2 separate regions of the Mus musculus genome follow, and region 1 is linked to region 2. Evidence: chromatin contacts called from ENCODE POLR2A ChIA-PET data. All regions are on one chromosome and are shown on one strand. The core of a region is the stretch at or near the end of the contact, and the rest is flanking DNA. Distances in the headings are between cores, read along the strand shown. Region 1 holds the start of Sufu (SUFU negative regulator of hedgehog signaling). Region 2 holds the start of 4833438C02Rik (RIKEN cDNA 4833438C02 gene).

Region 1 (4,036 bases), core at 166-2,665, 91 kb after region 2:
GATGTGAGGAGGACGCGGGCGGCGGCAGCTGAACCCGCCTGACAGGCCGAGCCAGTGACAAAGAGCTGGCGGCCTAGGCTGAAACCGCGGAAACAATCCTTCCTGGAGGAGAACACAGTCCCTTTAAAGATAGGAAAGATGCTACTCACGTTGTCGATCACAACAGGCTGGTTGGCGATCACATCGTAGGACTCCATGGCAGAGGAATCTTTCCCTCCGAGGAAGGAACTGCCAGCCCGGTCCGCAGCAAACGCCACTGACACGCATGCGCAGTCTAGTCGCCGGTACTGGGCATCCAGGGAGCCGCCCGACCTCGCCTCGGAGGAACTACAATCCCCAGCATTCTTTGCCCCAGGGCTTGCGCTCCAAACCGGGTCCCAGCCCGATCGGATTTAGGAGATTGGACAGTGTATTTCCTACACATGGTGGGGTCTGTAGTGTTTGTAGATTAAAGAGCCACAGTGTTGATGATTATCTTGCATGACTGGATTTGAGATCCCTTCGAAGGGGTTTCCAGTACACTCTTAAATTTTGGAGTCTGAAGTACTTGTGAGTAGTTGGGTTTGGATTTGTCAGTACTTCAGGGGCGGTTGAATTTTACAGAGTAGTTCTATCTCTCAGCCATTCCTTCACTTGGGCAATACAAACCATTAATAAACATCTGTCGCTCAGTGGTAGAATGCTTGCCCAACACATATCCCAGCAGCACCGGGAGTGGTGCTGGAAGCCTTTAATCCCACCTCTTTCGAGGCTAGTCTGGTTTACAGAGTTCCAGGACAGCGAGGGGCTATAGAGAAAAACCCTGTCCCGAAAAACAAAAAAATGAAACAAAAAGCAAAACAAGACAAAACCCATGAAGCAAAAGCCAATGGAGGTTATAAAAAAATACCTGTACGTTGGATGCCACAAAACCACGGGCCTAAAATATCATCTAAAGGTTTAGAAATTGTTTTATTATTTTTCTTGACCTTGATGGATGACAACATCCAGGCGAAGAGAAAGAATAGGTAAATTTTTTTTAAAACAGCCAGGCATTTTCCCCAGGCACATTTCGAGTTACCCTTTTTGTCAATAGTTCCAAGAAATATTAGAGTTGTAACATTAATAATAATGACATACTGTCTAATGAATTAGTTGTCAAGCTTATCTTAAAATTGTGTATTAGTAAAACAATATTAAGCGCTTCTTAGTAGTTGTGTAGAGCTTTCATAGGACCCTGGCGCCTCAAGGTACCAAGTCTCTGTTCTAAACTGGGTTCCTCCTAACACTAGGGGGAGGCCAAGATCCTTGGGACGCTCCCAACCCAGGGGCAGGGAGGCGGAGTCTATTGTCAAGTCACGCCTTCCCCACTTGTGACTGGCAAAGACACTAGCCAATAGGTGTCAGGAAAGGGCACGCTGACGCCCCGCCCCTTGGAGCTCCCCGCGGTCCCACAGCATCCTCTGGCCGACGTCTTGAAGGCTCCGGCTTGGGCGGACGGAGCCTCGTGCGCAGGCGCGGAGTTAGACCTCGCCGTAGCCCCCATCGCCTCGGGGAGTCTCATCCACAGTGGGTCCGCTGGCCCATAGGGGCGCTTTCCCTCCTCTACCCTCCCGGGTTCTCCGCGCGCCCTACGCGCCCCAATGGCGGAGCTGCGGCCTAGCGTCGCCCCCGGTCCCGCCGCGCCCCCGGCCTCTGGCCCTAGTGCCCCTCCGGCCTTTGCTTCACTCTTTCCCCCGGGACTGCACGCCATCTACGGAGAGTGTCGCCGCCTCTACCCTGACCAGCCGAACCCGCTCCAGGTTACCGCTATCGTCAAGTACTGGTATGCTCTGGGCCTCGGGAGGACGGGGTCCGGCCGGGAAAGCTTCGAACACCCGGGACGAAGTAATTTGCAGAAGGGGGAGGAAGAAAACGGTTTAAGTACTGGGGAACCAGGAGCTTCCTGGTGCTGTGGAAGGAGTTAGGACAGAAGTTGGGAATGGGGACAAAGGGTTAATGGATCCCTTGAGTAGTGAGGGGTTAACCCGGATTAGGACAACCGAGAACTGGGGGTGTATACAGAAGCGGAGGGGGGACTGTAAGAGCGAACTGTAAACGTGGAGAAAGGAGGGGGCGCCTGTGGTGGGTCATTAGTGGGCTTGGGGGAGCCAGGGGGCGGCTGGGGTGGGATGGGGGGGGGAGTGAGGCGGGGCCTGGAGAGCATTTGAGAGGGCTTTGGAGGGCACAAGACCGCGTAGTCTAGGGCGGTCCGGGAACCAGGACGCCCCTGTGGGTTAGGAGGGAGCAAGATGAGGGCATTGTGCCTTTGATGAGGGAAGAGTTGAGGAGAGGCCTTCTTTCAGTCTTCTTTCGGGACCTTCCCGAGCGCAGGAGCTTCTGTCATTCAGTGCGAAGCTGTTGCTCTTGAAGTTTGACAGAGCAGCTCTTCCAGATAAACTTTTTGCTTACTCTGCACAGTTCTCTTTCTCTCTGCAGAGCTTGCTTCTGGCTTTGCAGCTGCTTTAGCTTTAGGACGTTAGTTAAGAACAGGTTTCGGGAGAGCCAAGCATTAGCTCGGGATTGAAGGGGATCATAGCTCGCCACCAGGTGCGTGACAGAGACCTGAGTGGGCAGGAGGAATGAAGAAGCGCATTCTGTCTTGTCTTCGTGATTTCAGCCGAAGTTTAAAGATGCCCTGTAAAAGATCAGTTTCCAAATGGGCTGGCTGTCTTTGGGGGTAGAAATGGCACTTTCTCGTCTCCTATTCTTTTTTGCATCCTGTTTCTTCAGTCAGCCTTCAGACAAAACAGGTGTTATGAGACAAGTCCTTGTGGTCTTTCTGAACCAAAAATAGATTCAGAGGTGGCCACATTCAGGCAGGCAGTCGTTGTATTGTATGATCCTGAAAAGTTCCTTGCCTTGGGGTATTGGCAAATGGTGGTCCTGAAGTGAGGGATGCCTTTGCAGGTTACACACCCTTTAAAGCTGAATCTTTTTCCTATGTGGCATCCTCTTATTGCCTCTGGAGATGGGAGATGGGCTGTAGAGAGCTGAGGTTACCCCCCCCCCCCGTGTGTCACTGGGATAATAATGCAAAGGAAACTGACAGCCAGGAGGGTCTGGGGACCAGCCTGTCCGGGTAGCCAGGAGCCATGCTGGCAAGGCATCTGTGCAGGGCAGCCTAGTTCCTGGCTGACTAGTGTTTTGAAGATTGCTTCTGAGTGGGTAGTGGCTCTTGCTAACTTAATCACCCATTTCAATGGCACCTCTGTATTAGTTGTGATGAACTTGTCCCATGTCATGAGAAAAACGGGGCTGACCTTGCCATACTGTTTGCTCTGATCTTGTTTAAGTGTGAGGGAAAGTCCCTGTGCAGAATAGGGGGCACCTGGTTTTATGTCACCTACATGGTCATCAAGACAGAGTTGCCTGTTAGAGGTATGGAAGCAAAGACCAAGGGTAGTTATACTATTTTCTTTCTGTTATAAGCTTTCAGTGAGGCTGTATCCCCAGAAGTAGACCAGAATGTGGTAACAAATGAAAAGGCATGTACAACACTTTGTGAAGTAAGAAATGCTACCTAGATGCAGGAATCTAAGAGGAACCAGCTTAGGAACTGGTTCTTTCTAAGACTCAAAGGGAGTTGCAGAATTGAGATACTGAAGTTTATTCCTATCCCTCATGTGTAGGATCTTACCAGCCCCTTCAGTTCTCACAGCAGTATGACTGACTAAACTGCTTGGGTCTGGTTATGGGCTTTCTTTGGGGGTTTGAGGGGTAGCATTTTAGCTAGTGGTCCCTGACCACCAGGAAAACTCTGGCTGTTTGATAGTTGAGATAGCCGAGCAAGACAGAATCAAAGTAGGGAGGCAGAGCCTGGTGTCTTGTCCTGCAACTAACTACCCTATAGAGAGAAAGAAAGAAAGTGTTCTGGGAATTAAGGTAAGGGATCCCCTGGGCCCTTGGACCGCATCTCTTCCTAAGTGTAAAATCTGATTTTTTCCCCCATCCATCTGACTGAGTATATGGCTAACTTTGCTTGATTCATAGCCATTCTGTGACACTTCTTAAAGCC
Region 2 (4,300 bases), core at 1,759-4,258:
ATTGGTTAATAAAGAGCTGATCAGCCCATAGCTGGGCAGGAGAGGAGGAGGTGGACTTCTCAACTCTAGTGAGGGACAGTGATTGAGAGAAGGGATTTGCCATGGGAGAGTCACCATGAGGACACTGACGGGCAGCCAGGACAAGACGACGATGGCAAGTAATGGGGCACATGGCTGGGTAGTGGGCAGCCACAGACGGGTTAGAGCCCATGGGCATCTACCCAGATGTAGAGCTGAAGCTTATGAAGAAAGACCTGTCTCAAAAAAAAATTAAACCCCTTTTTAAAAGAATCTGAAGGAAGTGTATGGATGGCATAGCTGGATTTGAGAACCCCGCTGGCAGTGCCTCATGACAATGGCTTGGGACAGCCACTGGGAAAGGGAAGGTTGGCTTACTCCCATTTAGTTCAGGAAGAGGAGTGTCCTCTCAGAATCAGGAGAGTGTCTTTTCTCTCTCCTTCCTAGCTATGTGTTTGGTTGTGTTAGGCCTCTTCCAGCCTTAGCTTCACCAACAGCTTAAGGGGAACACAGTTGGCACCCCTAATCAGAAACAAATGGATAGTTTCAGTTGGGAGGGTTTGGGTTTTCAGGCCCAACCTGTAATCTATGCAGCTAGCCTAAATTAAAAAAACAAAAACAAAAACAAAAACAAAAAACTGAAGTGCTTCCTGTCAAAGCATTTAGTATAAGGGTGGGAGATAAGAAGGAATGCCTTTCCCTTCCCCTGGTGCTAGTACCAGTCTATAGTCACCTCCTAAACAACAGGGCCAGTTGTGGGAGAGTCCAGGGAGAGCCTGTGCTGCACTCCAGACCCAAGGGAGGAGGATTCAGGAACAGAGATGCACTGCACACAGCCCCTACAGAGAAAGCTGACTTAGAGGCCCAGAAAGAGCCCATGGCAGCGACTCTTGTCCTGACCTTGTCAGTGGAGGTATGCAGGGGGAAGGCAGCGAAATGTCATTTTCAGGGAGACTTTCTAAAATGATTTTATTTCTTATTTGTCACCACGTGGGTTTGGGGTTTGGGGGATGAGTAGTCAAGAATTGAAGGGTGTGCACCTGAATTCGGTCTCCCAGAAGGCGAGGAGAGAGCCAGGGGACCCTGGTGTGATCGTTTCGGACACTTGTGAGCCGTCCCACGTGGATCCTGGAAGAATCTTCCTGGATGCAGGAAGAGCAGGAGTGCTTCGGCGCTGAGAGGTCTCCAGAGCCTCCCACCCACTTTATGATGGTAACAGCTGGCCCTCACCCATGCAAAGCACACCGCTGGCAATTTTCCACAGAAGAGGAAGTTTGAAAGGCACTTTGGACAGATTTGCGTGCATGTGTGTTGAGACAGGGTGGTGTGAAACTTAGGATCTGTCTTGGTTTCAAGAAAGCTGGGACTGCAGGTGAATTTCGCCACGCCCAGTTGGATGCCTTTCAAGTCAAATAGTTGGGACATCTGTGGTGGATGAACGAGGCCTAAGACTCCCAGGCAAACATCTTTCTTCTCTTCCTTCTTCTTTTCTTCCCCCAGCACATTGATTCTCCAACGAGTCATCCTAAAAGCCTTGGCCCTTGTGAACCCGCCACTTACAGAATAAACATCAGTTGTCTCTTCCTGAAGCCCGGAAACTAAGACAGTTGACCCCAGAGTTTCCTTGCGGCTCCAGAAAGGCCGCTAGATGGCGATCTGGAGCTGACCGCAAGATCTGACTCCTTCCTCTTCCCCTTCCCAGCTAGGAGGTCCCTCTCTGGGAGGGTTACTGGAGTGTTGGGACTGACCCGGTTTCCTGTGTCTCAGAGATAGCCAACCTCTGGGCACAGCAAGAGCCAAGTGGCCCACTGGACTCCGTAACGGTCCCGGGCAAGCCTGGAAGAGTGCAGAGATCTGAGCCGCGCCCTGCGCTGGGTCCGTCGTCCCGCCTCGCTGGTCCCTAGCAGAACTGGAGCTGGGTGACACCCCGCGGCCAGTCCTGGGCGAGCCTTCCCCGAAAGGGGCGCGCCTGCGTTGCTCCGGGTTGGCTACAAGAGTCCTGGAGTTAAACTTTCAACCAATAAAAAAGGGCATGGGGAGTGACGCACGGGATCGTCACGGGAATTCCCCCCCTCGGGGGGCCGAAAGGGGCTTTCCCGGCTGGAGCCCTTTGGCTGGAGAGGAGCAACGACCGGTCCGGGGAAGGGCTCGGAAAGAAGTCGGAACCAGAGCCGCCACCACGGTGAGTGGCCGGGTTCAGATCCCTGAGTGTCTAGGGAATGGAGAGGGAGGGAAGGAGGACTTTAGATGACAGGCTGGGGCTGGACGCCACCTCCAGTGAGCGCGCACAGGAACAGGACACTTTGCTACACATCAGCGACACGTCTGCCTGCCCTTAGCTTGCCTGTGCACAGCCGGCCGGTGTGAGCCCCGCACACGCACTCACAGCGCACCCGTGCACCGGCGCCTGCGCACGGACATCCAGACGTGCACGGACGTGTGCCCACACTGGGCAGTACAAGGACTCACCTGTGTGGATGAACGTTCACTTGCACGTGCCATGATGCCACCACTCACCCGGCACACAAGACATTAGGGCTGAAACGCATATTCCTGCAACGGACACATGCGCGTTACACTGGCTTTGGGATTGGAGTCGCCAGGGAGGGCGGGATGCTCCCGTTTGACCGGCCACCGGGAGCAGGTGCAGCGGGAGAATCCGGGAAGCTAAGACGGAATCGCTAGAGACCGTGGAGGGGGAAACTCCTCCCCCCCACACACACCCTGAGGCCCGAATCATATTCTCTGGTCAGAGCCCCGGAGGCCCCACTGGAAGAACCCCCGCCTACGGGCCATTCGGAAAAGGGGCCTCCGACGGCAGGAATGTCCCCACAAAAGCCCCTGGGTGAATCAGCCGTGTCCTCCACGCTGGCTGAAAATCCCAAGTTTGCTCCAGGCTGCGGAGAGGGGGCGAGGCGGCTAGGCCCCGACTGAGCCCCAGGGGCTACAGAGGCTGCCCGGGAACCAGGAACCGCCTGGGCCTCCCGCCCCTCCCGCTGCGGGGGCGTGGCCCCGGCGTCATTTCCAGGCCCGCCCCCTCCGGCTCCGCCTCCCCCTGGTATTTTCGGGACTTTCCTAAGCAGCACTAACTTTCTGCCCCTTTCCCGGGCCAGCCCCGCTCCGGATCTCGACCTCCACCGGATCTTACCCGCCACGCCCGGACGGGCGGCTGGAGGAGATCGGACCCTCCCCCAGATCTGAGCCCCCCTCCCCTACCCATCCCTCTCCCCCTGCCCACCCCTATCCTGATATCTTTCACTCTTCCCCCTCCCACGCCTCTCTTCACCTTAGGCGGGCGTCCGAAACTCTGGAAAGCTGAACCGGGGCCCGAAGCCGCAAGACACAGCAGGGCCTAGCCCAGAGATATGGACAATTGCTACGATCCAGTGAGTCACACTGCCTGACCCTGAGGGCGGCGGGTGCCCTCTGTGTCTGCTTGTCAATTGGACGCTCCTCCACTCCCCTACTTCTGCACTGTCTTCAAATTGTCTTAGTCTGCCAGTCTGTGCTGTCTGCAAACCCTGCCCAGAAATGAGCTTCCTCATAGCTTGAGGAGGAGTCCAGGGAGTGACTGCAGAGGGCTTGGGAGGGGGTGGTTGGGGGGACCCTTGATTCAGCTGCCACCTTCTCTGTCTATAACGCAGGGCCTGGATGGCATCCCCGAATATGATGATTTTGAATTCAGCCCCTCCATCGTGGAGCCTAAGGATCCAGCCCCTGAGACAGGTCAGTAAGTCTTTGGCCTCGCAGTATCTCAGAACCTAGAGGAGAGTGAGCATGTCCCCTGGAGGCCCCACTGAGGGATGGTCTCAGAGATCCTGGCTCAGCAAGGCCCCTCTATTTCCAGCTGATGGCCCCTATCTGGTGATTGTGGAACAGCCCAAACAGGTGAGTGAGTGACAGAGAGTGGTGGCTTCACCTTTGGGGAAAAGGTGGGGCGGGGGGGGGGAGGGTAGTTATACCTACTGATCAGATTAAATAGCTTGCTGCTGATATGTTGGGGGCTTATGAGAAGGAGGTACACTTTTGGTCACTGTGGTCAGTGATGGCTAGTGGTTGCCTTGTGGGGATGACGGGGGGGGGGGGGGGGTTGCCTCTCCTGATCACAATGTCTCTGCTATGGAACCTTCAGCGAGGCTTCAGATTTCGATATGGCTGTGAAGGCCCCTCCCATGGAGGTTTGCCAGGTGCCTCCAGTGAGAAGGGCCGGAAGACCTATCCTACTGTCAAGGTGAGCTCAGATGACACCGGAGGGTAGGGATGGTGTATGGGGCAACTACTG

The links. ChIA-PET counts read pairs that join two places held with the same protein, here RNA polymerase II (POLR2A).
Region 1: POLR2A ChIA-PET joins it to region 2 with 10 read pairs in Patski. The contact joins the promoter of Sufu here to the promoter of 4833438C02Rik in region 2. POLR2A ChIA-PET finds 5 or more read pairs at or near these places in 3 of 5 experiments (Patski and embryonic stem cell).

What each region holds. Positions count from the first base shown.
Region 1 is chr19:46,395,481-46,399,516 of GRCm38, forward strand. It overlaps Sufu (SUFU negative regulator of hedgehog signaling), which reads left to right and starts at 1,416. Exons shown (of 12, transcript NM_001025391.2): 1 at 1,416-1,804. The coding sequence starts at 1,623. It overlaps Actr1a (ARP1 actin-related protein 1A, centractin alpha), which reads right to left and starts at 261. Exons shown (of 11, transcript NM_016860.2): 1 at 150-261. The coding sequence starts at 197.
Region 2 is chr19:46,302,621-46,306,920 of GRCm38, forward strand. 4833438C02Rik (RIKEN cDNA 4833438C02 gene) reads right to left here and starts at 3,009. Exons shown (of 3, transcript NR_152248.1): 1 at 2,742-3,009; 2 at 2,488-2,571; 3 at 965-2,230. It overlaps Nfkb2 (nuclear factor of kappa light polypeptide gene enhancer in B cells 2, p49/p100), which reads left to right and starts at 3,075. Exons shown (of 22, transcript NM_019408.3): 1 at 3,075-3,404; 2 at 3,663-3,744; 3 at 3,866-3,906; 4 at 4,151-4,249. The coding sequence starts at 3,384.